Regions from separate parts of the Mus musculus genome. Here regions 1, 2, 4, 5, 6 and 7 are each linked to region 3. Evidence: chromatin loops called from intact Hi-C (ENCODE). Cell type or tissue: heart. All regions are shown on one strand. Region 1 has its middle 120 kb from the start of Mylk4. Region 2 overlaps Gmds (GDP-mannose 4, 6-dehydratase). Region 3 has its middle 54 kb from the start of Gm40876. Region 4 overlaps Gmds (GDP-mannose 4, 6-dehydratase). Region 5 overlaps Gmds (GDP-mannose 4, 6-dehydratase). Region 6 has its middle 100 kb from the start of Mylk4. Region 7 has its middle 140 kb from the start of Gm40876.

Region 1 (4,000 bases), 250 kb before region 3:
ACTTTTTACTTACTAGATGACGTTCTTTCTGCCCCTCCCCCCATCACGATCATGCCAATAAGGGGGCTTCTTCCTCTTGACTCTGGAGTAGCATTTTGTGGATGAAATTGTCCCCTGCTATGGAGTGAAGGCTTCAGAAATGGGCCCCATGATGGGCTCTGTGTGTTTCCCTATCTCTCCCCTTCAACAGAGAGCCCCCACACCAAGCCTACTGTAGGTGACCAGTGTCAGGATCTGCAGGAACAAATCCTACCACTTGAGATCTGCAAAGTCCTTGTAAAACTGTCATGTAAGAGACTGGCATGCCACACAGAGGACAAAGCATGCACTCCTGCTCCATTGCCCTTGGGAATGCAGGACCTTTGGAAATGAATCCTTGTTTCAGAGTCACTCTGTCATTTGTAGTACGTGTTAGAATCCCTCAAAATGCTATCCATACAACCTGTCACCAACAGTTGTTTGTATATGATGTAATACTGGGCTATAATTAGAGTCTTTGAAGTGTTCCTTTAGACATTTTATAATTCGTCTTGGGAAATCTTCCTCGGACTTAAGAATAGTGGCCTCTCTCTCTCTCTTTCTCTCTCTCTCTCCATCTCCCTCTCTGTCTCCCTCTCTCTCTTTCTCTCTCTCTTTCTCTCTCTCTCTCTCTCTCTCTCTCTCTCTCTCTCTCTCTCTCTCTCTGTGTGCATGTGCACATGTGTGAAGTGCTAAGGACTCAGCTCAGAGCTTTGCATGTTCTAAGCAAATGCTTTACTACCAACCTTCACACTCAGCCCTGTGGATTTGCTTTTTAAATAGTCATTGTTCTCAGACTATTGTCAGCTAAAGAAGGCTATGGGCTCTGCTACTCTTTATACCACAGAGAGCAATCTATTTGCTCTGAGATCTGATCAGATTTGGAGTAGTTGGAAAAAAATTACTATCTTTAGAACTGGGGCATTAATGGGACTATTAAGGGGGCTTTAAGTAACTGAAGCTTGTGGCCTTAAAATGGATACCGATACTTCTGTTCTCTTCCCTCTCTCTTTTCTACCCAGATGCGGAGAGGGAAGCAGGGTGCTTTGCTGCATTCTCTCACCATGGTATTTTGCTCTGCCATGGACCCCAAAGTTACAGAAAAATAAAACTCTAAGCAACCCCCCAAAAAGAACTTTTTTTCTCAAATTAATTAGTACAATAATGCAAAGCCAACTAACATAAGTGTCAGGTATTGGTACATCATTGTTAACTGAGCTCTGGAATTTACACCTTGGTTCCATTCTCCATGATGTAACACCATAGACTTTGATAAATGTGTATTGTCTTGTACTCATAAATTACCTAAAAGCATAGGTTTACTGGAAATCTGCTGTGTTCATAGCCTCATCCCTCCCTCCTCCCAACCCTTGGCATCCCTGACTTTTTTTTTTCTGCTTTTATACTTGTGTGTTTCCCAGAGGGTTTCACATTGGGGTCATACCATGTGGAGCATTTTTGGATTCGCACCTTTCACCTAGTACATGCTTTTGAGGTCTGGGGGGAGGGGTAGTATTTATACAGCAAATGCTGGGTATAATAAGAAAATTATTGTCTGTCACTTAGGTAACTGTATTATTTTCCTTTCTGCTGATGAGATAAAATACCCTGACCAAAGCAACTTAAGGAAGAAAGGATTTATTGTGGCTCACAGTTCCCCTGGGGGCACAGTCCATCATGATGGCAAAGATACAGCAGCAGAAATGTTAGGCAGGGAGGGTAGTCAGGAAGCTGGCTGATCAAGTTTCATCTGTACTCAGGAAGCAGAGAGGAGAGAGAGAGAGAGAGAGAGAGAGAGAGAGAGAGAGAGAGAGAGAGAGAGAGAGAACAGGAAGTGGGGACAGGCTATCTAACCTCAAAACCTGCCTCCAGTGATACGTTCTCTACCAGTTAGGAACCAAGTGTTCAAACATAGGAGCCTCTAGGGAGTGTTTTATATTCCAATAACAACAGTGACCAAATGGATCCCACACATGTACTTTCATTATTCAAGACAAACATCTCCATTTGTAACAAATGGCTAATTTTCTTCGTATTTCAGTAATCTTGGTTTTATGTGTGCCATGCACATGCTACATTTGTCTATAAGTGGTCAAGCCAGGAACTTTCCTAGAAATAGGAAACTTTAGTTTCATGAGTATTACCAGAGCACCCTCATAAGCTTTCAGCATTTGGTTATTTCTGCAACAGGTGGAGCACTTAACATCCGTTTCCTCCTCTTTGTGGCAGAAGAGAAGGAAGTTTGTAAGGGGGAAGAAATGGAAGTTTACAGTGTCACCTATCAGCAGGTGGCAGTATTGGGCTTGGGACCCAAGTTAGTCTTTGATCAGAGTCTATGGACTTAACAACCACTTAGCCTCTTACTGATGGTGTCTAAGAAATATTACTTTGCATGCCTTCAAATGGAGCCAAGGAATTCCCTAAGCATGGGTCAGTCTTCAGTTCACTGTGGGAGTCTAGCAAACTCCACCATACGACAGGCGTAGTCCCCCTACACCTTGATAGACCATTTTGCTCCCAGGTTCTGTTACTGGCACTTTTTTTTTTTTTTTTTTTTTTTTGCTGCATGAGATACACAGTGATATGAACAATCTGGAAAGAACAAAGCATGAGATGTCCTCAGACTCACCTTAGGATTTCAGTTGCAGTTTAAAATGCCTGAGGTGGCAGTGTCCTTGGTTACCTTTAAACTCCTCGACTGCTCACATGCTCCAGGATTGAACAGAGTACAATACTTTTTAAATGTCAAGGGTCCTCAAATTGAACCTTGTCCTTTGCAAGGGCTGCTTGTTTAACAGGTATTTCTGTGTACAACCGTTCTGCCCCAAGCTAAAGCCAGAGACCTTTACGCATTTGTTTTTTTTTTTGTTTTGTTTTGTTTTGTTTTATTTTGTTTTGTTTTGTTTGTTTTGTTTTAATCAGACATGCGTTGATCCCATCCTTGTATCAAATAAGGAAAGATGAACATTGGTAATCAAATAACAGTAATCAAAGGCTCCAAATGCTATAGTGGAAGTCACCATGGGTGCAACAAAGCAACACAGCAGGGATTTATAAATTCTGCCTCTAGGTCATGGAAGGATGTGCCCAGGAGATAATGCTTGGACTGATATTCAACAGGTATAGTAGGATGGATCAACGAAGAATGGTGGAGAATAGCCGGTCCTTCACATCTCTAGGTCTGCACCAATGTGAATGGAAAATATTCCCCAGCCAGACACTGCATCCATGTTGAACATGTACAGACCTTTCCTTACACAATGAGGTAGAAGTACTCACACAGTACTCGCAATGTGTTAGTTATTACAAGTCATCCAGAGATGATTGAAAAGATATAGGAATATACAGAGGATTATATGCAGACACTGTTGCAGTTTTTGTTTGGGATGAGCACATCTGGATATTTTGAATGCTGAAGCAATTCCCTGATTCCTTAAAAACACAAAGCGACAGCTGTACGTGTAATGTGTGTTGGGGGAGGGGACTGAAATCGTGGCACATTTTTGTGAGTATGATACTTTTGGCATGCTTGTGCCTATGATCTGACAGGAAAATGGGGATGCGGGCTTGGAGAGCAGTGGTTAGGGAGTGGGACAAGGATGGAGAGGGCCTAGCCATTAGATATGAACTTGAGAAAGCCCAGTACTGTATATGCAAACATTAACTTTCATTTGGAATGTTCTCTACATTTAAAAAAATACTCCTTCTCAATTCCCATTACTGTCCTGACACCATTGACAGTTCTTCAGTGATGTGGTGTTTACATCACCACATTTTATTGTTGTTGTTTTGACCATGTTCTCTAAAAAGTGTTATTTTTTCCCTTTTAGATGCAGGAAGTGAAGTTTAGAAGGAAAGGAACTTAGCTTTGAAAACAAAGCATTTCCTCTGCTGAATTCAGAGCCCAGGAAACTCTGACATGAGTCACTGGTCCCAGGCACATCCTGGCTCTGCCACTAACTACAGTGTGGCTCCAGTCAGT
Region 2 (4,000 bases), 200 kb after region 3:
GTGGTATTGTAATTTTGATAACAGCTAATAATGCTTGGAATTTTGTTTATAATTAATGGACCACACAAAGGTGTGTTTGTTAGCTTTTCCAAACTTAATCTATTTACAGTAGTAGCTTTTTTTTTTAACTAAATAAAATCAAAAGTATTTCACTCTTGGAACAATTTATGCATATTAAGCTAAAATTAATCAAATCACTAAATGTTCATGTGTATCTTAATGTTCATGTCCAAGGTGATTTTGTAAATACTAATGGGAAGAAATGTTGTCATTAGTAAATGTAATGTGAGTGAAATTACCTTTTCTTTTCTTTTCTTTTCTTTTTGTGATGAATGGAAACAGATTTTAGAATTTCTTATTAGATGAGTGTATAAATAATAGGTTTATTTAATATTTGAAGGCATATATACATTGCCTTCTCTCAGATTGGTGTCTGTATTTGAAGAATTAAGCTCCCCTTTAAGAGACTTAATAGATCCTGTTTTAGGCACAAATCTCACTTCATCATTTTAGTACGTATTTTGTTTATAAATTTATTTTTTTAAAGTACAGTCCTTAAAATTGGAACAAAAAGATAAAATGAGACCTTTTTAATTCAAAGAAATTTAATGCATAAGCACTTTTTATTTTGGTTTCTATGTTAATCATTAATTGATACTTTATCAGTACCAGCAACAAGAAAATTTTATGTACTATGTGGTGTGTACTTTTAAAATATTAATATCAATGATTAATAGACATAATTGATATTAAATCACAACGACCTATGTATCTTTTGCATGTTTATTTTATAATGTGCAGTTAGAATAGTTTTTTGTTGTTGTTGTTTTGTTTTGTTTTGTTTTTGTTTTGTTTTTGGAGACAGGGTTTCTCTGTGTAGCCCTGGCTGTCCTGGAACTAACTTTGTAGACCAGGCTGGCCTTGAACTCAGAAATCCACCTGCCTCTGCCTCCACACCTGGCAAGAATAGTTTTATTTATAAGACTGCATGAAGTGTTGCTTGGTCTGTTATAATGGCTAAATTCATCAGTAGGACTTGGAGAACTCTTTGGAAAATGGTGCATTTGAAATATGAGCTAAGTTATATATGGTCATAGTATTAATGAGTAAAATGGAATTTTACAGAGATGGTGTTGGGAAGTTGTGAAGAATGGGTCAATAGAGTGGAAGTAGCATAATCAGGGCTTCTCATTGTTTGGTGACTCAGGGCCAGCGCTCTTCTCTCTGTTGCTTTTCTCTTTAGGAAATGAATAATATCAACAAACCCGACCTCCGACTCTTTAGGACAGCCCCTCGTCTTGACTGTCAGTCACCCTTCTTCCCTATGACTGGAAGAGAGGCTCCTTTTCTTTGTGTTCCTACTCCGTAGCACTCACTCTGGAATGTGAGTCTGTTGTGCATTTGTTAAGATCCTTCACAGCCGGGCTGTGCGGCTGTGGCAGACTCTGGTAGACTCGCTTGTCTTTTCTGGAAAGAAGCATTTCAGTGTTGGTTAGCAGGGAAATGGTTATTACACCATAGCATTTGTTTTTACATCACAAGAGCAAAGACTACTTTTGCTTTTACCTTATATTAAATATTATAAGGGGTTTTTTTTGGCTAAATGGTCATTTGTCCTGGCAAGATATTTAAATGGCAATTTTGATTAAAATCAACTTATTTTATAGAATTTATTTACTTAAGTTTTTTAAGTATCTTAGTTTTTACTTTTATTTTTTCAATAGTTAACTCTTTAAAAGTCATTATATTAATTAATATATAATATATAATATATAATATATAATATATAATATATAATATATAATATATAATATATAATATAATTCTGTAATGGGAGAAGTATTGACTATGCTAAAAATATTTTATTAATATCTGTATTGGGTAAAAAACTATTGGCTCCGATAAAAACTAGATGCCTTAAATAATGCGCCTTTGCACGTCAGTGTTAATGACGTTGCTTCACAGAGGAAGTCCTAGAAATTTCCAGCAAGTTTCTGCTCTAGGGTAGGAAGGCTCCCCTTTATCTAGCTGAGAGACAGGGTTGTTCCTTTAGGGACCCAGGCAGAGTTTCTGCCACAAGGATGATTGTTATGCTTCTTTATACACATAGATGGCAGCAAAGTGCCACAGACATGGAGGTCAGCCTTGATTTTAGAATGAAAGATGAGTGACAATACACACTGATTTCCATCAGCTTGGTTCCCTGGGTTCTTAGTGTAAGTAAATCTAAAATAAGAAAGAAAGCTACTATTGATAACACACAAGTATAGCAGGATGGAAGAAGCTGTGGGGGACTATGATACACTGAATTTCTGGACAAATCCCAGGTGGGAAATCTTAATCTTTTCAGGTACGTCTTCTATTGTAAGATGACTAAAAGCAGCTATGATATTGTGTGTGTCAAAATAAGAAGACAGTGAGGACAGAGTGGTGGTACGGGAAGAGGGAAGGAAAAGAGAAACCTTACGAAAGTTTCAGTGGCGAGAAATGGCCTACTGCCTGTGTGCACTGTGGGGTTTGGCCTGCATGGCTCCTTTTTAGTTAAGCAAGTTACAAAGAGGAAATGTCAGTCCACGAATCAGGCAAACATTCCATGGGAACATTTGCTCAAATGTCAGCATTTTAAAAAATAGAACTGCAGTCTATTACGGCCCAGTCTCCAGGCTGGATTTTCTATTAAATACACAAGTACAAATGTGTTTGTTCAGAACACGTTCTCAATTAACAAGTCATTTTATGCCTTAATTAGCATTCCTATATAATGACATAATCACTGTAGAAGATGACAGTCATCATTATAATTAATATTTAATATGTGTCTGGCTCTGACGACCTTTCTGTGTGTTCTCACAAACTTCTAGGTAATTTTCAAGTTTTAGAATTGTATTTGGTAAAAATCACAGAAAGGAGGAGCTAAGGAAATAGAAGCGCACTTATTAGAGCCTGCAATCTGCAAGTTGGGTAGAAGGGCATTTTGTAACAATGTAACAATTGAATCACAGTGGTCTCTTACTGCTTACAAACACTCCTAAAGAACTGGCAATGTTGTTCACCAAACATTTCCCCCACCATTTTTTTTTTAATTCTCTTCAGGCAATTTAGTATCATAGACTAATCTCTCTGTCACAAAATTGATTCTAAAGGTGTGTATAACAACTTGCTTAAATACAGCATCTGGCAAGTCTCTCATGTGACAGCAACTTATTTCTCACATAATTATTTTCCTAGTAAATTTGATATCTTAACAACCCCTTCCCTCATTTCTGAGTTCAAAAAGTAACACTTAATATAATTTATTTCTCATAGTTAATAAAGGCTTACATGAGAGTCTTGCCGTTCACCCTCTAGCTGCCTCAGCCGAGTGAGGTCAGGAGGGAATGTGGTGGCCAGGGTAAAGGTGGTTTCCAGCATCACTTTGCTGGGGACTGTAATGGCCTCAATGGGGTTTTAATGACGCATAAAACATATTTTGGCTGTTTCTTGTTACTTATTAATGATTAAATGAGTTTGCTCTGCCACATATTGGTAAGAAAAGATATGTACTTAGGTAGTTTTTCTCTCTTAAACTATCTACTGTGTTAGCTTTAATTTGTATGCACAGGAAGGTCTGTGTTAACTCTTTTTATGTTTTTAGCATTGCTACGTGAACATAAAAACTATACAAGTTTTGATTTGTATACATGTAATTTTTTGATAATTTTAATTAATTTAGTAAAATTTAATAAGGTGAACTTTTATCATCCTACATGTTTAAAAAAATCTAAGTATAGGTTATTATATACAAATTCTTTTGTAAGTTATTGTTAATACTTGTTAATGAGGTTTAGAATAGTATATACTACTTGAAAAATAATTTTTAACCAGAATATTGTATTTTTTTAGGTAACTGCCTTCCTTTTGTATGTTTAGCTCATTTGGCAGACATTAGATTAAGACTATGTGCTTTTTCTTAATAGGATGGTATCATACGTATTATTTATTTGACCTTTTCTTTGCCATG
Region 3 (4,000 bases):
GGGTGTGGTCTTGTTGAAGTAGGTGTGTCACTGTGAGTGTGGGCTTAAGACTCTCACCCTAGCTACCTGGAAGTCAGTATTCTGCTAGCAACCTTCAGATGAAGATGTAGAATTCTTAGCTCCTCCTGTGCCATGCCTGCCTGGACGCTGTCATGTTTCTGCCTTGATGATAATGGACTGAACCTCTGAACCTATATGCTAGCCCCAATTAAATGTTGCCCTTATAAGAGTTGCCTTGGTCATGGTTTCTGTTCACAGCAGCAAAACCCTAAGACAGCAAGAAAGACAATCATATCTTAGTGGTAACCCATGGCTCTCTAGTCACACTCGACACTCAACAGGAGGGGAATCACACTTGGTGCTGGGAATCTAGCCAACTACCTCAGGCTGGTAAGGTCATACATCTTGGAGCTGAATCTACTATGACCTTGACTAAGCCAGCATAATTCCTAACATGCCATAACTCTAAATACTTATCCTTATACACACCGATAAGTGTAGCTCTTAGTGCTCATCAGAGAAACCTCTCTTTGCAGCAGAAAATCACAACCAGTCAAACGGGGATCATGCAGTGCCCAACCTCAACTGATAATGCACAGCAGAGCACAAGTCCTGCACCTGAGGATCAGAAAACCTCAAGGAAGAGGGAGATGGAAGGAAGGTTGTACAAGCCAGAGGACCAGAAAAATATGCTTTGAGACTGTGCCTTCTTAAAATGACATGAAAGCTTCACCCATGGTACTTCAACAAAATGGCTGACTGAACAAGATCCGAAGAAGTACACCAGTGGACATGCTAACATAGTCATGGGAAATCTTATGGGCAGCCACAGAGTGCTGAGAGTGGGGGAGAAAGTCCTCCCTAACGATGAATTTCCTAATTGGCTGTTGAATACTGTGGTGGTTTGAATACGTTTGGTCCCTAAAGACTCATGTGTTTGAATGCTTGGCCCATAGGGAAGGGAGTGGCACTATTAGGAGACATGGCCTTGTTGAAGTATGTGCGGCTTTGTTTGAGGAAGGATGTCACTGTGGGGTAGGCTTGAGGTCTCCTATGCTCAAGCTATGCCCAGTGTAGAACACAATCTCCTTTTGCTGCCTGTAGATTAAGACATAGAACTCTCCTCTGGCACCATGTCTGCCTGCATGATGCTATGTGTCCCACCGGATGGTAATGGACTAAACCTCTGAAACTGTAAGCAGCACCAATTAAATGTTTTCTTTTATAAGAGCTGCTGTGGTCATGGTGTCTCTTCACAGCAATGAAACCCTAACTAAGATAAACACCAAGTGCTGAGCCCTGAAATCATATACATGCAAGTAACACTAAGTGGAAAAACATATTGTATTTATATATAAGTGTGTGTGTGTGTGTGTGTGTGTGTGTGTGTGTGTGTGTGTGTGTGTGTGTTAATGAACAGCCAGACAGTGGTGAATGCCTACAGTCCCAGCTCCACTGGATGATCACTTCATCCCAAGGACACAAATCCAACCTGGCCAGCCAAACTGAACCCTGTTTCTTTAAACGAGACGGGGAGGAAGTTAGGGAGTAGAAGAAGGAAATGGAAGAAAAATTATAGCAGCAGCAGCACCACAAAGATTCATAACCAGTAAATTTATACCTAAGCACACCAGAATCATTTTGTGGGTGTGTGCTGTAAACACGCATTCACAACTGTGAAAACAACAATCTAAAATAGGCTATAACTCCACGAACACTACTGGCAAAGAAAATAAGAGAGTTTAAATGTCAGAATGTCAGCTAATGCCATCTTGCCAAGTTAACTCAGTTCCGTCACATTTCTGTGACATTGACAAAGTAGCCTTCCTCGATCGAGCCAGCAGGTGGCAGTATTGACTGCGTACCAGAACACCCTACATCTGGCTGGAACATACTGTTTCAAAAGAGTAATTCCCAAGAAATACAAATGAGTTCATCTTATCTGTGTTTTGAAACTTTCAAAGATATTGTTCCATCATATCAGAGACTACTGTGAACTCCCTTTGTAAAGCCTGATGATCCGTCTATTTCTCTTGGCTCTGGGCATGGCATTGAATTGATGGGACATGTTTGGTTTCCAAGCGCTAGTTAAAAGGATAGACACTTTATCTGTTCCACAGTTAGCAAAGCACCACTGTTTACCTTGCGCAGGACAGGGCCTCTGAACTGCATGGGAACTTTCTAAAAGCGAGACACTGAACAACATGTGGATGTGAAGCACACTCCCATTTGGACCTCGACTGGTTGAAACAGACCCTGTGGCTCCGGAATCCTGTATGCGACATACCCATTACCGTGATTCAAATCAGATCTCCCCCCCACCCCACCCCCCCGCCCCCACCCCATCCCCAGACTTCTCTATCAGCTGTATTTTCATTTGATGGGTCTTTATCTGTACTTTACTTTGCTTTGTTTTCTTTGCTAACTAATTGGAACAGTTTCAGACATCACGACTTTGAATCTCACCCACAGGATAACCCACTGCCCATCATAACCGTCAAAGACACATGTAAATGTAAATCCTACTTTATCACAGGGATAAGCTTACTCGTTCTTTTTCTCCGCCAGAGTTTCACTTTGCTTCACCAGAGTTTCACTTTGCTTCACCAATCCCCTCAAAAGGCCTTGCTCAGTTATTCACCTCCTCTTGAACAGTTAGTTAACAAACTTTTCTTAATGGGTTAGATAGTAAACATTTTAGGCTTTGGGGACCCAGGAGGCAGAGTAGATCCTTCCACTCATGGATGGGCAAACCATTGTGAGCTTGTGAACAATATAACACCCAGAGGCAGTCTCCAGGGGAAAGGTTTGCAACTGACTTATAGAAAATAACTTGTTATGAGGAGCCCAGATAGACAGCTCCTCATTTTCTTCAACTGAAGGGTACCCCTCCCCCCGCAGTTTTATTGCACTGCAAACTGTATCAAACAGTCATCTTGGTTTTGCGCTTAGTGAGTTACATGAAATTATTACACAGGCCTTGAGCTAGGTAAATTTGTCTAACTGTGGCCACACTTCAAGTGAGGAAAGATGAGCTTTATGCCTGGTAAATTGAGAATATTCTATATGCCTTGTATTTTACAGTACATATTAGGATCTAATCCCATCATGAATTGAACAACATCTTATTGTTTCCATCAAAATCCATAAAGACTGAGAAAGACAAGGCTACACACACACACACACACACAAATGCATGCACGAACCCCACATACATACACATACGCACATCATATACATGCACAAGCATACATGTACGCACACACACACACACACACACACACACACACTCCCTTGTTACATGTTGACTTTCAATAGATTGCAGCAGAGGAGCAACCCTGCAACAAATCACTCCCAACTCCCAACAGTGAGGCCCTATATTGCAACAGACTAAAACTCTTCCCACTTAAGACATTTCCTGTTTCAAGCTGCAGAGCACGTCCAGCAAGGGAACTCAGTGGCCAAGCGTACTTCTTGCCCCCAGGCCTGGAGATCTAAATCTGACCTTCAGAATCTCCGTGGTAGAAGGAGAGAACTGACCCCTGGAAATTGTCCTCTGACCTCCACATGAGCACACAGACACAGGCGTGAAGAAGAATTTAAAAATACTTGACAGGAAAGAGAGCTACATAACAGAATTTGATACTGATTTTGATACCTACATTATTTATATATATAAGCATACATGTTCTGTATGTATGTGTGCTGGGGATTGAATTCAGGGCCTCATTCATGCTAAACACATGATCCATCACGGGTGTATGGGGGTCAATCAAGCTCCCGTATTTTCATTAAGGAACACAACGGCAGAGTTCTTTTGTAAAAACTGTTCACGGTGATGTGTGTCTACAATCCCAGCACCAGGACTGGCAAGTCCCTGGCTTTCATTAGCCAGCCAGTCTAGGGGAGTCAGTGAACTCTGGGTTCTCTGAGAGACCTGGTCTCAGAAAGCTGGGTGGAAAATGACTGAGGAAGACACCCATGTTGACCTCTGACCTCC
Region 4 (4,000 bases), 110 kb after region 3:
GATATGAAGAGATTCAGCTTTGTGAATGAGGATACTGGCTTCTCACCAGTGTTTGGATCTTTGTAGGGAAAGCAAACCCGTTATCAAGCCTGAGTTTATTACTTCGCCTTTCTGCCCCTGTTCTTTGTATGTAGTCCCAGATATGAGGTTATAGACAGGGCACGAATGGCTAGGAAGGCTGACTCTGTGCAGCACTTCTCTGATAAATGACACTGTTTTCCTTTGAACCCAGGCCTTCTGATTCTGGTGTGTGTTATCTTCTACCTGTATTTGTGTTGTTTCTGGATCACACCTTGAGGAGAAAGTGCCTTCCATCTTTATAGGTGACAGTACTTGGCTATTCATACTGTCTTTTAGACTTTACAACAGCTCTGCCATTGATCTCCTAATGCTGGCTGTGTCAAGGGGCACCTGCAATTAGGAAATTCGACAAAAATACAGCCTTGCCATCCTGTTTAGAGTGCTTCCAGGAAGTAGGATACTTAGGTTTTCCGTGGGGTAAATGTCAAGTGTCCATCACACATTTGATATGCCTACACCAAAGCCAGAGCTTCTCTAGCAACAGTGTTCCCTTGTGAAGTGGAACAGTGTAGAGCCAAGCAGGTCTTTTACTGGAAATGTCTTCATTTTTATAGACCTGGCCCCTGAAGTGGTCAGGTTTAGCAACTTTGGAGACCACACAGGGAGTAGGGCTGTGAGAACAGCTGGCAACAAAGCCCCCTCCTACCAGCCAAATGGTCTTTCCCTGAAACTGTCTACTTTCCTCAGGAAACGAGTCTTTTAATAGCAGTCTACCCTGCACTGAGGACCTGGGCTAGGGTATGAATAGAGAGGCATCCTTTGAAGCCTTCTTTCCATTCAGCATTTCCACTCAATGAGCTATGTGGTCTTTGAATCTCTGGGATGAGTCAGGAATGTGGCATGCTTTGAGAGGAGCCTGGAGGGAAGCCTTTGGCATCTGTGTCTGGTACACATCCCAGTACATCCAGAGGTGGGAGTAGAGCTTATAATGGTTATGTGAGCTTCCTAATTGCATTTCTTTAATGTGGAGTTTATTGATTCTACACTGAAGAGGAATGAGGGAGTTGTAGGAGGCTAGAGACTGCTATAGACTTCACCTACTTAATAGTTCAAAGGCTTACCTTATCCTTGGCTTTTTAAAAGACTTTTTTGAGCATATATTAATTATATGCACTAGTAGGCTTCATTATGGCATTTTCATAATGTACATAATGTATGTCAATCATATTGACCCATTATCATGTCTCCTTTCCTACTCCTAGTCCATTCCTTTTCCTAGTTATCTATCTTATTTCATGTTGTGTATTTGTTTCTGTGTTGTGTGTATTGTGTGTGTGAGAGGGAGAGGGAGAGGGAGAGGGAGAGAAATTGATTCTTGCTATACTACCTAGACGAGTCTTTAGCTTTTGGACTCAGGTAATCTTCCTGCCTTTGCCTGTCTTAGTAGTTGTGGCTACAGGCAAATGTCCCTGTGCCCCACAATGAAAGATCAGTGCACTATCTACTTTTGTGTTGCTGACAGGACCATGATCGTTTAGAAGTTAAATTAGCCTTTTCCTGAACTTCCTGGAACTAGGCAAGAAGCAAATTCCACAGGAAATCATAAGCTGCTACTTATATTTTTATTAAGAAGATTTTCTAAAACACTTATTGAGTTGGTTTGGATTTATGTTGAGAAAATATAACACAACTTGGAGATGCCTAGAGTGGGTTTTTGGGGAATGTGTTTCCTACTTAGTGGTGCACTTTTAGTGCGTCGGCATGGTGTTGGGGCTTGCGGTGCTCACCCTCACTGACTTTTGGGAACAATCTTCCTTGGGTGGTAGGCACTGAAGGCGTCATGCTGTATGCACAGGACCCAGTGTTTACCGTGTTATAGGAAAACAGGCCACCAGGTGGCTCCAGTATATAGTGTCTGCTGTGTTTAGTCCTCATTAAGTTTTGCTTAAAGTTGCTGTGCTTCAGATAGGGCATTTGATATGATATGAGCCATTGTCGGAGTTTATTTGCATTTCCACATATTCTTAGAATGCTGCAGCAGAATCATCACTACAGCTTTGAGTCATCACTGACTGACATTTACAAGGTTTTGACACAGACACCTCTGTGAGAATAATACAGCAGACTGACTTTTTTTTGGCTGAGATAAATAATAATCTTGGAATGTCCTGACAGTTAACATATTTATGACTTATTTTGACCTTTAATTTCCACATTTGCAGATAAAACAAATAAATAATATTTTTTCCTTTTTCCCTTTACTTCTTTTTGTAGTATTGGGGTTTGCTCCCAGAGCCTCATGCGCATGATATGGGCAAGCACTGTCTCATTGAGCTACATCTCTAGCCCTAGGTGTGCCTTTTCAATGCAAATTATGAGGTGGTTTATACTGTATTATTTCTCTACGTGCCTTCTTTAGAAAATAAAGAAGGTACACTATAGCTAGGAAATTAACATGTCAGTTTTATAGATTTAATATTCTCTCTTAAAAATCAAGTAGTTATTCATGCCATGGAAAGTTTCCATATAGCTTTCCACTTATGTCAGGAGAAAGTCTGAAAATATGTTTTTACTCTGTTTTAGCATATGTATACATTAAAGTTCAAGTATGCTACCCAAGTTCAAGTATACTCCCCTTAGCAGTCCAAGACATCATAGTTTTGGTTTTAATACTTTTTATTTCTTAACTTCAGAATCCCTGGAATTAAATTTTCTTTTGGTAAACTTAAAGCATATTGGAAAGTAACATACCTCAAAAGTTTAATGTCCACTTTCCTGTTTATTTAGGTCACAATTTTTAGGCAGAGTCATTAGGCTTTATCACTTCTGTTACAGAATAGGAAAAGTCTGTTTTCTTTGTATAAAATATAGGTTGGTTTTTTTTTTTTTTTTTTTTTTGCAGAAAGGTCTTTCCTATCAATTTCATATAAGTACATTTATCTTAGAAAAGAAACCAAGGTCTTTACTGATGTTATTAAAAATAATGTTTTCTTTTGCTTTATGGTAAAAGTTGATAATTCCAATGACAGTTTAAGAAGTGACTGTGGCTAACAGCATGATGTTTATTAAATATAGCTACTGTGCTTGGCAGAAATAGTGTTACTGAGTCTGAACGTATTTATATATTCAGTTAACTATGCTAATGTCTCTCTTTTATGCATGGTTAGTCAAGTACTAACTAAGAAACTGAAACAATGGATCTTTGTTAGGGTCTTTATATTTGCCAGGGGAATTAATGTGGTTTTAAAGAACTCCTCTGTTCATACTATATAAAGGAAGCTGTTTGAATTTTCCCCTTTCTTCGTGATTAGGAAAACACAACAACCAAAATATATATTTGTGGTAGCTCTTTTCAAACCTAGGGACCCTGGGTTGGCTTGCATATGGAACCATTTTGCTACAGTGATAAAGGGATTAGGCTGCAGAATGTTGATTAATAAAGAGGAGAATAAAAATCATAGAAAATGGTTTAAGGTACAATTTATTGTTATTATGTTTGTTTATCAGGTTTAAACTACAAGTTTGTGTGTGTTTTATTAAACTGTTCAGAGTGGGGTGTAGCTCAGTTCTTATATAGCATGTGAGAGGTGCTGGGTCTGACCCCACGGGACAGATGTCAACAGTGACAGTGCTGTATTAGGAACTAATTTGGATCTTTAAGAATGATGAGGTTGTTTTCCACAACTTAAAAGTCTCACATATGTGAAGGGTTTTTTTTTTTGCATTTTAATGTCATTTCTTGTATTAAAATTCTTTATAGTTTTTGTTGGTATGTTGCTTCAGAGATTACTGTGAATTTAAAATGTAATATTTGAACTAAAAGAGAATTGAGATGTGCAGTGTATAGAGGGGCCTTGATTGGCAGATCCTCCTCCTCCTCCTCAGTCCAAACTGCTGACAGCACTGATTAGGTCAGGGTTTCCCAGGACATGGGAACCAAGTAACTTGATTTGTATCATGACAAATTAAGAAAGACAGG
Region 5 (4,000 bases), 98 kb after region 3:
ATGCAAATGTTCATATGCATTCTATTTAAATCCTGGAGGAAGGCCTTCAACTGCAACTTCCCCAAGCAGAAAATAACTAAAATTAGAGCCACATAAGATGTCAGTAGTTGAGGTATTGCTGTATAATTGAATCCATATGCTTTGAGAAGCCGAGCTTGGGCGGGCAGGCCTTTTCTTTATCACTCAGAAAATGTCACCTCTAGTTGGCTTTTTAATCAATTGAATTACAGAAAATGGCAACACAGGTTCTCAATGAAAACTAAGTAGGCACTATAACATTAACCTCCACATAGCTTCACTATACTTATTTAATAGAATTTGCTACATTATAATTCAAAAGGGATGGGTTAAATTATTCCCATTGTTGAAACATCAGTTAGATTTTAGGTGATTTTACTGGGAAAAGTGACAGGGAAGTTACAGTTTTTGAATGTCTATGTATTAGCGTTTACAGGAGAACTTAACTGTGGTTTAGTTCCCTTTTGGTTACCTAAATGAAGTCATGAACCTGGTAGCCCCCTTTAAAAACATAGAATAAATATTTCCTGGGACTTTAAAATTCTATAGTGGTTTTCTAGACTAATTTTCTTATTCTACAGCATGGATTATTGTGGGATGCTAACATGAAAGCACTTTTCCTTTCCAGTCTGTCATGTCTCTTGGGAGCTTTACAACTTTTCCCATTACAGTTTTGGTGGTGGTGGGTCTCACTAGAGAGGATAGAGTTGTTTATTTGAGAATATATATAATATATATTATTATATTAAATAATATATGTATATTTGAAAAACATACCAGACAGATAATTACTATTGAATTGACCTTGTTTAAAATTAAAATGCAAATTAAAGTACCCAACTGGGGAATCAGTTATTCAAATTATGAGCTTATGGGGGACATTTTATATTAAACCTTAATATGAGGACCCAGGAGAAAGCCACCTATGCCGTATCATGGCGTAATCATGTTGCTTTCTATCTCTCTTTGGAATGATAAAACCTCTCTCGAATATCCTTCAGTGACTTCCTTTCTTATTTCAGTAGTACATACGAGCAACCTGGCCTTTTCTAACACATCCATTTCAGTCACTCCTTGGCGGGAGCTGGGAGCTGGACTGGGGAAGAGTGGTTAGACACAGTGGGGATTTTTTGGACAGCCTCACAGTCACAAACCCTGGCTAAGAGTTTGTGTAGCAATAACTATATTTCTCAAGCATGTTCCCTGTGTCAGGCTGCATTCTAAGTTCCTTGTTAGAGTAAACTTCATTTAATCTTTTCCCTACTGTACTAGGGTAGGTGCAGAAACAGGCGAGTAGAAGTGACTTTGACTAGCTTTGAACCACAGACCTAGGATTCCAACCCTGAGCTTGTTTACATCCCCAAAATGCAGCCCATAGAAAATAGCAAGGATGCTAAATTAGTAGGTAGAAAACTCAGTTATGTGAAACTCCTGTTACTTTATAGTATACAAGAGTGATTGCCTTTCCACTGATTACATGACATACTTGGCTGTAATGCTATGTTTTCTTGTGTTACTGGGTTATTGGGCTTTTGTGTTTTGACTTCATGAGGATGGCTTATGCTGGTAGCGTGGACTGAAGCTCTGAGATCTGTGATCACTTGTTTTCTCTGAAGTCACTTGAAGTGCATTAAATACTGTGATAATTGTGTAAATAATGTGATGTTCAAGGTGGGGGTTTTCCCAGACTTTTTTGTTTGTTTGTTTGTTTTTTTGATTTTTTGAGACAGGGTTTCTCTGTGTAGCCCTGTCTGTCCTGGAACTCACTTTGTAGACCAGGCTGGCCTCGAACTCAGAAATCCGCCTGCCTCTGCCTCCCAAGTGCTGGGATTAAAGGCATGGGCCACCACGCCCGGCTTTTCCCAGACTTTTAGTTTACTGTGTTCTTAAAACAAACAAACAAACAAACAAACAAAAAAACCCACCTATCCTGTTTTTAGAAGTTTTAGTAAATGCATGCTTCATATTTCTAAATTGTTTTTTTCTTTCTTTTATAACAATTGTATTTATTCTTTCTTTCTCCTTAAGTGTGTGTGTGTGCGAACACATGCACATGTGCACATGTATGCAGTATGTATATGTTCTGTGATACCACACAACTTGTGCACAGGCCACAGGACAACCTTCAGGAGCCAGTTCTGCTTCTCTTCTGACTCCATTTGCCATGCCTAATGAAGTTTTTCATAAATTTAATCTTTTAATCATGTGATAATATTGTGTGTGTGAAGTATGTATTAGATACCAAATGCGAATCATGTCTTTTATTCTGTTCCTTAGTACCTGCAACCTTTCAGATTGCTTATGTGTTGACACCAGCAGTTGTGAAACAGATGACTAATGGACAGCTCTCTGCTGTGTAGGACTGCTCCCCCTAGAGGGGGAAGATGTGCAAGCCAGACAGACAGTCAAAAATAGGTGGAAACAAACCGTCATGTCTTGTTCGGTGGCTCTGAGTTTTGATTTCCTTTACTTGTAGCATCTTCTTTCATGTAGCCCCCTGGCTCACTGTGTGGCTACCAGTGTTCCTTTATGGTTACAAAAAGAAAAAAACAGAAGCCTTCCTGTCATATACGTGCTCTAGATGTCTGCTATCATTTAAAATGCAAAGTGAAAATTAAAACAAATATCAAGACTAGAAAATCATACAAGATATGAATATTGAGTTGTATTATTTTTTAAATATTTTCTATAATGAACTGGTAATCAGTTGGTGAAAGAGGAACACTATTAATCGTTTTGGAGATGAAAGTCTAAAATAGTGATCTCGGAGCAATAGCAGTGGCTTCTTCAGTAAGCTTAGGATAAAGGTGAGTAAGATTCCCACTCTTGCCTTGGCTGCTGGCTCAGGTAAGCACTGTTGCTAGCATCCAGCTGCTGGGTCATTAACAGCAGCAGACAGCCTCACCACAATACTTATACCTCCATCTCTCCCTAACTTAGGAAGGGGGATAGTGAGTTTTCTGATGCATGTTTTATAATTTTCTTACTGTAGTCTAGGTTTAAGGATTCAGTGAGACTTAACAACAGTGTGCAGGTTTTACTTAAAGAATTGTAAAGCATGGTCTATAATTAGAGCTTTTGTGTTTCCACATCTTGGAATACTGTTTTCTAGTATGTTTTTCATTTCCCTTTGGGCAGCAGAGCTGTATCAATTTTGTTCCCATAAATTCATGCCAGAATATTTTGATAAATATATAGAGAGCTCCTTCTAAGCATCCAAGGACTAAAAATCCAAGGACTGAAATTCACCATTATCACCTCTGTGTTGTCCTGTAAGGTCATAGGAAAGCTGTATAGACACCATGCATGGTACTCTATGGCTAGAATGGCTGTTAAGTGTGTGCATTGGGAATAGTAGCTTGTATTTAAAGCTTGGCCACTGATTTGGTAATTATTTTTGATTGAGTTATTTAAACTTTCTTTGTGTGTTTTGTCATCTCTGAGATCTGGGCTACTGATAGCTGTTAAGCTAACCCTGTTATTAATTTTTGATGCCCTGGAGACAGAACTGATTTCCTGAAAACGGAGTCCTTAATGATCTGGCGAAGGGAGTGTCTGTCTTTCTTGCCTCACCTCTAGTGCCCAAACATTTTGCATGCCTGGACTAGTCCTGCCTCATAACATAGACAAGCACATATGTATTCAACTTCCTGGTTATTCAGATCCTATTTAATTAATTACTTAAATATTATATTTATGCATAGGTATGTGTGTCTATGTGTCTGTGTGCTGGTTATGAGTGGATGAACATGTATGATACTAGAAAAGGGTGCTGGGCCCCCCAGAGCTAGAGTTATAGGCAGTTTGAGCTACCCAAACTAGGTGCCAGGTCATTTGGGAGAATAGCAAGCATTCCTAACCACTGATCTATCTTTCCAGCCCTTGAAATCCTATTTTTTAAAAAAAATAGTATCCATTTTTTATCTCCCTTGAGGAATTTATTGGTGTAATAACACCCCTGTAGTCCTTAGAAAATTGCCTT
Region 6 (4,000 bases), 270 kb before region 3:
TGATTCAGTCTCAAGTAGGAAAGAAATTGTGGTGCTTGCTATCTCGAAGAAGTTGATGACTTAGTGCTACACAAAATACACCAGTCATGAGGGGGCAAGTGCTGTCACCCCACTTCAGAGTGGTCAGATCCACAAGGACAGAATGCAGAACGCTAGATGAACACGTGAGGTTTCCAGGAGCTAGATAGCAGCAGTGGTTGCACATCAGTAGGAATGTTTATCTGACATGGTTCCAGCTGCATATGTAGCGGAGGATGGCCTTGTCATGCATGTATCAATGGGAAGAAAGGTCCTTGGTCCTATGAAGGCTTGATTGATGTCCCAGTATAGGGGAATCGAGGGCAGGGGAGGCGGGAGTGGGTGGGTGGGTGGAGGAGCATCCTCAGAGAAGCAGGGAGAGGGAGGATGGGATAGGGGGTTTCCAGGAGTAGGGGGAACTGGGAAAGGGGATAACATTTGAAATGTAAATAAAGAAAATATCCAATAAAAAAGAAAAAAAAAGAATGCTCATCTGGATGGTGACTGGCTCTAAAACTGGGTGGGCAATTTTATATTAGGTACATTTTGCTACCATTACAAAAACAAGATGCCCGTTAAAGCAGTGGACACTCGTTTCCATGGTAGAGGAGCCACACTCGCCCCCCTCCATTTCACTCTGGGCCATCACTTGCCAGGTCCACAGTGGGGAGAGGCTGAGATTGCAGAGCATAGTGTGGCATTCACACACATTCCTTGTTGTGTTCATTTAGAATTTCTTTCTTTTTCTGGGTTGCATTATTCGTTATTTCATTCCAAACCATCACTTGTCTGGGTCTGGAGAGATGACTCAGTGGTTGAGAGCACTTGCTGCTCTTGCAGAGGATGCTTGCTCAGTCCCCAGCATCCATGTGGTGGCTCCCAGCTGTTTGTAACTCCTGGTTTCCCTGAGTAACAGGCACACATGTGGTACGTAGTTATACGTGTAAACAAAATCCTTATGCCTATAAAACACAAATAATAAATCTTTAAAAATTAACCAAAAATGAAGCATCACTTGTTTTCAAGAGCAACTCTTTTACTGATCGGGCAAATATATCCCACGCAAGAAAATGCCCAACCACAATGAGGCCTTGCTGGCTTTTTGGGTTTTGTTTTGAGATAGACCTCATGTTGTCCAGACTGGCCTTGAACTCTCTGTGTAGCTCTGGGTCCTCAGATTTCCATGTCCAGATTGCTGGTGGGGCAAGCCTTCGCCAATGGCCTTAGCTCTGGTGCTTTGTCACTGATATACAGTATTTTTTTTCTAATTTGCAGAAGTTGGTTCTCACAAAGCTGTTCCTTTGGAAGAAACTACAAGCACTTAAAAAATAAAATAAAACAAAACACTGCCCTTCTTTTCCATGAAAAGCTGGTAGAATGAGAATCAGTAATCTGTTCGTTTATGGAGACAGAGAGTTAAGTATCTAGGATTATACTGCCTGGAGTGAAAAAATAACAAAAGGAATATGCTGCTCTGGACTCCAGTCCTCCACCCAACTCCCAAGCACACAGCAGGTTTTTTCCCACCCTAAACTGGAGGAGTTTACACCGAGCCATTGGAACTTTAAAGGGCCAGCCTGGGAAAAGAGGCTTCATCACACTTACACATTTGCTCACCACTGACGGTTCTCACAGGGGAGAGTAGTGAAGCCCGGTTTCTGGTTCCTGGAGAGCCTAAATTATGAGTTTATAGATGGAGTACACAATGTGAAAACTAGACATAAAAACGTAATAAAATAAAGGAAAGGAAACACATTCTAAAACAATTGAATATTTACATGAGTTTTTTCTTCTTTGAGTCTTTGTAACCTCAGGGCCTCATGGGGAATTCCTTACATTGTTCAATTATGGTTTCTTTGGGATTAGTGGGAAACGTTAGTGAGAGCCCCCCCCCCCCCCCCACGTCCAGCCTGCAACCTATGGCTGTCTTACTCAAGTAGACCACCAGAGGGCAATGTTGTCATTCACTAGCACGCTGCGCCCCACCCCATGGGACTCACAAGCTCTTTCCAGCCTCTAGTGCTTATAATACTTCGTGTTATTATTTTTTTATTTTAAAAGCGCTATTCCTCAGCAGATTCCTCTTCCCCTCCCTGTTCCCAGTTGCTTCAGAGAACCTCGCAGAAGTAAGCACAAGTAAGAGGTACAAACCACTCAAAGGATAGGGTGGTGGACTGACGGGTGTGCTCAAAGGGGTATAGGGAAAAAACATGGAGGCACAAGACCTGACCAGAGCATGGAGTCTTCCTCACCAAGCAGGAAAAATAATTGTGTTCAGTGGGGTGCCTGCACGAACGTATTTTCATAAGAGGAAAGATCAACTTTGAACGTTAACAACCTATGCACTCCCTGGTAGCCAAGGCATTCTGGGCCAGAATCAGCCCTGGCATTCGGTCCAGCCCTGTTTCTGGCTTCAAACTATTGTGTTCTTAAAATTTAAAAACAAGACCAGCGTATTGAAATTTTTCTCTCTACTACAAAATTGTAAGAGGTGGTGGGGAAGGTGACCAGGAATAGTTGACAGCACAATAAAACACTAATGGGTTCCTGCGGTGTTATGTCAGAAAAGACAACTGAGACCCCAGAGAACTAAGATTAGCCAGAGGGTGTAGAACGGGTGTCTGTGTATCCCTCTCCTTCACTGGGGTCTGGGTATGGATGACACCCCGCTGAGGCTCCCCATTCCTTATCTGAAGACAGGAAAGCTGTCCAAGGAGACCTGTCACCAGCTAGCTTGTCAACTTTCTAACAATTGGATTCCGAAGAATGGAAGGTAGGGGCGTGTCAGAGAGAAAAAAAAAAAAAGAACAAAGGACTTTGCCGTGGGCAGAGAGCTCGGCCTTGTGTATGGCTGAGCTGGCGTTTCCGTGGTGGGCCCAGGTTTCGGTTGTGTAACCACCAGCCAACCGTCATCCCTCAACAATGAAGGCCTGGTGAGGGCTAGCTAGCCTATTTTTGTCTCACGAATTTGTGGACTCCATTCAAAAGGTCTGTGGTGCCAAGTCAAAGTGAAGACAGGTTTGACTCACAGCCACCTGGCTCTGGCCTTGGTGGGTGGCATTGGCAGGGAAAGATGGCCCGGAGTGGCATGCGGGGGTATGCACTTGTGACTCAGGTTGGTGCACATTCTAAAACCTGGATGTGTGGCAAGAACATTCTCTGTCCGTTCCCATAGCCTCCCTGACGCCCTCGCAACCCATGTCAGAGCATTGGAAAGTAGGGACAAACTTTCCTGGGGTTTGTCTACCCTGACAGGAGCAAGTGTGTGGAAAGTGAGTCTCTCTGATGACTTGGGGTGTTTAAAAGCAATTTGTTTAAAGCCTTCACCACTTTCTGAGTCTGCTTCTAGATGTCTGGAATATAAATCATTGAGTTTACATTTCAGATAATCAGAGGAGATAAGTACTATTGCACCCATTCTGTAGATGTGGAAACTGAGGTCCTCAATAGTTCTCTGACTCATGCAGGTCACAGCTGATGGGAATAGTTTTGGAATCTGAAGTCAGACTTCAGATTTAGAACCTTGTGTTCCTCCCCTCTTATTTTCATGTTTTCTTCCTATTTAAAAAAAAATACTTCATAGATTTGATAAAATAAAGCAACAACTCAAATGCCATCCTCTGGGGCTATTCAGGGATGAAGAATGACTGTGCTGGTAATCCCAGTGGTTGGGAGACTGGGGTAGAAGATTGGGAGTTCAAAGACAGCTCTGGCCTCAAGATAGATAGATAGATAGATAGATAGATAGATAGATAGATAGATAGATAGATAGATAGATAGATAGATAGATAGAGTGGGTGGGTAGATGGATGGATGGATGGATGGATGGATGGATGGATGGATGGATGGATAGGTAGGTGGGAAGACAGGCAGACAGATGGGAAGAAAGACAGAAAGACACAAATATAAGAAGAAGGAAAAAAAGACTAGGCAAAGTTTCATCAGTTACAATAACAAACAGCGCCACACTCCCAGCCAATCT
Region 7 (4,000 bases), 190 kb before region 3:
CATGGTCTCTGTGTCAAACAGCATGATGGGAACCTCGGCTGTGGAAAAGAAGTCTAAGGCATTGTCTTACTCCAGAGCAAGATGGTGGTGTTCCAGGGATGACTACCTCTCTGTCAGCCTTGCCACTGTGAATTTCTGTATCTGTCACTCTCCTTTCCTAATGTTTTAAGTAAATTTTACATGTTCCCTACACAATAAAATACAACAGCTCTCTCCTGTTTGTAAATCACACAAGGAGATAAGAGATCATTGCTTTCTCTCGTCTCCTCTCTAACATATAAAGAAAGCTGTCCATATGATGATGGTTTGAAAAAGAATGGCGCTCTTAGACTCACATATTTGGATACTTGATCATCAGGGAGTGGTCCTACTTTGGAGGCATTAGGAGGTGTGGCTTTGTTGGAAGAAGTGTGTGAATGGGGGGTGGGGTGGGCTTTGAGGTTTCAGAAGTTCAAGGTAGTCCCAGTGGCTGGCTCTCTCTCTCTCTCTCTCTCTCTCTCTCTCTCTCTGTCTGTCTCCCTCTCTCTCTCTTCCTACTGCCTTCAGATTCAGACATAGAATTCTCAGATACTTCTCCAGCACCATGTCTGCCTCACTGCCACCAGGATGAAAATGAACTAAACCTCTGAAACTGTAGGCCAACCCCAATTAAATGCTTCCTTTTCTTTAGGAGTTGCTGTGGTCATGCTGTCTCTTCACAGCAATAGAACACCGACTTGGACAATCCAGTCAGCACATATTATTCTATTAATAAAACATCAGCACTAGGATAGGCAGGATCACCCAGGAATTAAATATTGCATTTACTCCAAATAGCACACGACTATTAGCTTATAATTTCCCCTGATAATTCCCATTTCATAATATTGTGAGGGTCAGGTTCTTGAGGTTCAGAACAAATGTCCTATATAGTGTTTAAAATGTAATAGCAATAACAAAGCCCTCTCCTCAACTTATTACCAGATTAAAAGACTCTCAACTAGTGATCAGTAAACTATCACTTGGGGTTTTTCAGAAGCATTTAATTGGGGCTGGCTAACAGTTTCAGAAGTTTAGCTCATTCTCATCCTGGTGGCAGTCAGGCAAGCATGGTGCTGGGGAAGTACCTGAGAATTCTATGTGTTTTCAGTAACCTGCCAAAACAAGCAAAAATCTATATGTATTCAAACATATGTAGAATACATACTACGCTTATCAAGAAGATGTTCTTTAAATTCCCTGTGTATGCTAAGCATTTTTCATGTAGGCACAATGTAGCTATCTTTATATAAAGTCATTATACATAAAAATGTATCTATAATGAGTGTTCAGTATAACACTCACATAGATAACAATGCACAAAGCACTATAGTATATACCTAATGCATGTGCAATGGATGTATGTCGATATTATATGTGTCAATATACAAAACACATGTGCATATGTGCAACAATTATAAATTGCTTGTAATATAGATGCTGGAGCTTTTATATGTACATAAGCCCCTGGGAGCCTCCAAGGTCTGAGACGAGATGCCTGTATATTTCCGTGTAACAAGACCCCAGGCGTTGCTGTTACTACTGGCCCATGAGATGCATTTCTAGGAGCAAAGATCTTCAGATAAATTTCATAAAGAGAGTTAAGAGCACTGGAGGAAAGTTCCAAGCTGTCAAAAATAAAGATGTTCTCCCTCAGAGTACGCAAATGTGCCTCAGGGAATACTCTGAGGCACACACGGGAATTTTGTCTTTGGAAGACTGCACGGTTGAGTCACTGTTCCAGTGCATGTGAGTCTAGCACATTTCAGAGGCCCTTGGGACTGGGAGTTGCCGTGAGTAAAGGATGGTTTGGCTCAAAGCTCAAAGCCTTGCAGGTAGGGTGTGGAAGTAACATGCCTTCAAACACACGGGCCAACTGAGATACGAAATGTACAAAATAAATGTCAGATGGCATTATCATCCTCATTACCCAGCAGTGTACTGGATCCTGTGTTAGTGGGTGTGAGAATAAAAGACAATCTATTCCTACTCTAGAAAACACTGGGTGGCACTGGAGATCTTTACCAAGGGCTTAATGTGGCAAAGGCTTTGGCCACAACACAAGCTTTTACTTCCTCCTTATCATCGAGCAAAGCATGAATGAACTGCTAGATTTATCATCAGTCTTAAATAGACAGACTAGTGCCTGCCCTCACACACACACACACACACACACACACACACACACACACACACACCGTTTAAATTTCTTAATCATCCATATGTCTGTTTACCTAATTATGATCTATTTACTTATGTATATGGAGACATGTGAGTATGTATGCATGCATGCATGTATTTTTGTCTACATTAGTTTTCATGAGGTTGAAATTTCTTGGTCCTTATAGCTGTGTGTGGCTCATAGTGTTTTATTTTAGTCTTTTGGTTCTAACTGTGTTGTGGGTTGATCTTGGACAGTGAGCAGGGCTACAACTTTCCACTTGTGGTATATGCTGATCTCTCTCCATGCTTGTTGACTACTATCAATAGTAGTTTGCTTGAAAGTGGGAAGTTTGTTTTTATTTGTTTGAATCTCTGATGGAACTTTTGGGGGGATGGGATTACCTCACTCTGGACAGAAACTTTGTATTTTATCTGATTGGATAGGAGAGCTGTAGAAAAGAAATGGAGCTTCCAAGTCCACATGGCTATCAGTGAACTTGTCTGGAATCAAAATGAATAGAGAAGCTCTGATCTAATGTTTATATCAGCTGACTCTAAGGTGAGTATGTGCTTCAGTACGTTGTTCCTCATCTACTGCCTATCTGATAGCAGGTTACTGACCACCTACTATGAGCAAGGATCTTTGTTACAGAGGTGAAAGACTCAATGTCTCACCCCATGCAGTGTACACAGTATATATGCACATCTGTAATGGCATGTGAACATGCACTGAAATTGTAATGTCTGTCCCAATGTACATGTGCCTAGTGTGCATTTGCAGGTGTGGGTGCACATACATGAGACTGCCCATGCATGTACGTGCGAAGCATGTTCACAGGTTAGAGGTGAACAGACTTCCATAAAATACCACAGTGGAGATAGGTAAGGCTAGAGCACAAGGTTTAGAAGATAAAAGCTTCTCTTGGTCATGACACTCACACTGGGACTTGAAGGAATGTGTGTGTGTGTGTGTGTGGTGTGACACACACACACACACACACACACACACACACACACACACATGGAATATAAGGCCAGGCAATTCATCAGAGAAACTAAAGTGTTTAATCAGAGGAAAAAATGTATTAAAGGCCCAAGAAGAGAGTGTTTTGTGGATGAATACAGCTGTGAGTGTGGGTCAGAACAGCCTGTGTGGCTCAACACAGGGAGACAATCAGAGACAGACCCAGGATGAAGGATTCACTGGGAGCTCAAGGCATGCTTCAGAAGTCACCTATAGCTAGAACAACACCCCTGCAAGAATCTTCTGTGTTTTGTTTCCTGGTAGAACCTGAAAATCTTCAAACTTTTCCTCTGCCTCACTTCTTCCTCCTCGGTGTAATCATTGTGCAAGACACAGAAAGACCTGATTGTGGCAGGTGTGGAACAGAGAGGGTGATTTGCCCTTTCTCTACACTGAAACCACAGGCTCTCTGCAGACAATGGTTCTTTCTGTTTTCAGCTTATAAAACATCCTACCAGAGCCGGGTTTGTGATTTGATGGTATTGCTCCTGCTGGCATGCACAAGGCCCTGAGTTCAATCCTTAGCACCAGAAATAATAAATACAAAAGACATAGAACATCCAAGTAGGATGAAACATTGGAACAAATTCTTTAATAGATACCACACTCCACTCCTCAGTACTGGGGCATTTGTAATAAGGCCACTTTTGTGGAGACACTAGTTTGCACTATAGAATGATAGATATAAAAGGCCTGATGGGGCTGTTTGGGTGGGTTTTCAAACAGTTCATCTCCTATGAACACAGAGCATTAGTGATGGGGGTATGCAAACACAATGAAAGAACCCCCAGGACA

The links. Hi-C counts contacts between places; a loop is a spot of excess contacts. Peaks named below come from ENCODE experiments on the same cell type or tissue, not always from the same donor. Only the 100,000 strongest peaks of a DNase experiment are listed, where the experiment ranks them.
Region 1: a loop joins it to region 3, with 3.0 times the contacts of the local background. A loop is called at or near these places in 8 of 42 quality-filtered maps.
Region 2: it touches region 3 in a loop (2.8-fold over the local background); 18 of 42 quality-filtered maps call a loop at or near these places.
Region 4: a loop joins it to region 3, with 2.9 times the contacts of the local background. A loop is called at or near these places in 2 of 42 quality-filtered maps.
Region 5: a loop joins it to region 3, with 5 times the contacts of the local background. A loop is called at or near these places in 16 of 42 quality-filtered maps.
Region 6: a loop joins it to region 3, with 7 times the contacts of the local background. A loop is called at or near these places in 11 of 42 quality-filtered maps.
Region 7: a loop joins it to region 3, with 2.1 times the contacts of the local background. A loop is called at or near these places in 4 of 42 quality-filtered maps.

The regions. Positions count from the first base shown.
Region 1 is chr13:32,660,549-32,664,548 of GRCm38, reverse strand. No RefSeq gene overlaps it. Among named protein-coding and RNA genes, the nearest start is that of Mylk4, 120 kb to the left of the region's middle. In heart, a CTCF peak has its summit at 2,298 (motif pointing right); no DNase peak of the experiment used is centred here; H3K27me3 peaks cover 286 bases.
Region 2 is chr13:32,212,364-32,216,363 of GRCm38, reverse strand. The region is part of intron 4 of Gmds (GDP-mannose 4, 6-dehydratase); the gene reads left to right. Among named protein-coding and RNA genes, the nearest start is that of Gm52055, 20 kb to the left of the region's middle. In heart, a CTCF peak has its summit at 2,106; a DNase peak (open chromatin) is centred at 2,083.
Region 3 is chr13:32,409,631-32,413,630 of GRCm38, reverse strand. No RefSeq gene overlaps it. Among named protein-coding and RNA genes, the nearest start is that of Gm40876, 54 kb to the left of the region's middle. In heart, no CTCF peak of the experiment used is centred here; a DNase peak (open chromatin) is centred at 2,070.
Region 4 is chr13:32,295,574-32,299,573 of GRCm38, reverse strand. The region is part of intron 1 of Gmds (GDP-mannose 4, 6-dehydratase); the gene reads left to right. Among named protein-coding and RNA genes, the nearest start is that of Gmds, 41 kb to the left of the region's middle. In heart, a CTCF peak has its summit at 1,912 (motif pointing right); a DNase peak (open chromatin) is centred at 1,883.
Region 5 is chr13:32,311,241-32,315,240 of GRCm38, reverse strand. All of the region lies in intron 1 of Gmds (GDP-mannose 4, 6-dehydratase), which reads left to right. Among named protein-coding and RNA genes, the nearest start is that of Gmds, 25 kb to the left of the region's middle. In heart, a CTCF peak has its summit at 2,393; no DNase peak of the experiment used is centred here.
Region 6 is chr13:32,679,316-32,683,315 of GRCm38, reverse strand. No RefSeq gene overlaps it. Among named protein-coding and RNA genes, the nearest start is that of Mylk4, 100 kb to the left of the region's middle. In heart, CTCF peaks have their summits at 1,794 and 1,993 (motif pointing right); DNase peaks (open chromatin) are centred at 1,995 and 2,945; H3K4me3 peaks cover 193 bases; H3K27ac peaks cover 384 bases.
Region 7 is chr13:32,602,161-32,606,160 of GRCm38, reverse strand. No RefSeq gene overlaps it. Among named protein-coding and RNA genes, the nearest start is that of Gm40876, 140 kb to the right of the region's middle. In heart, a CTCF peak has its summit at 2,023; no DNase peak of the experiment used is centred here.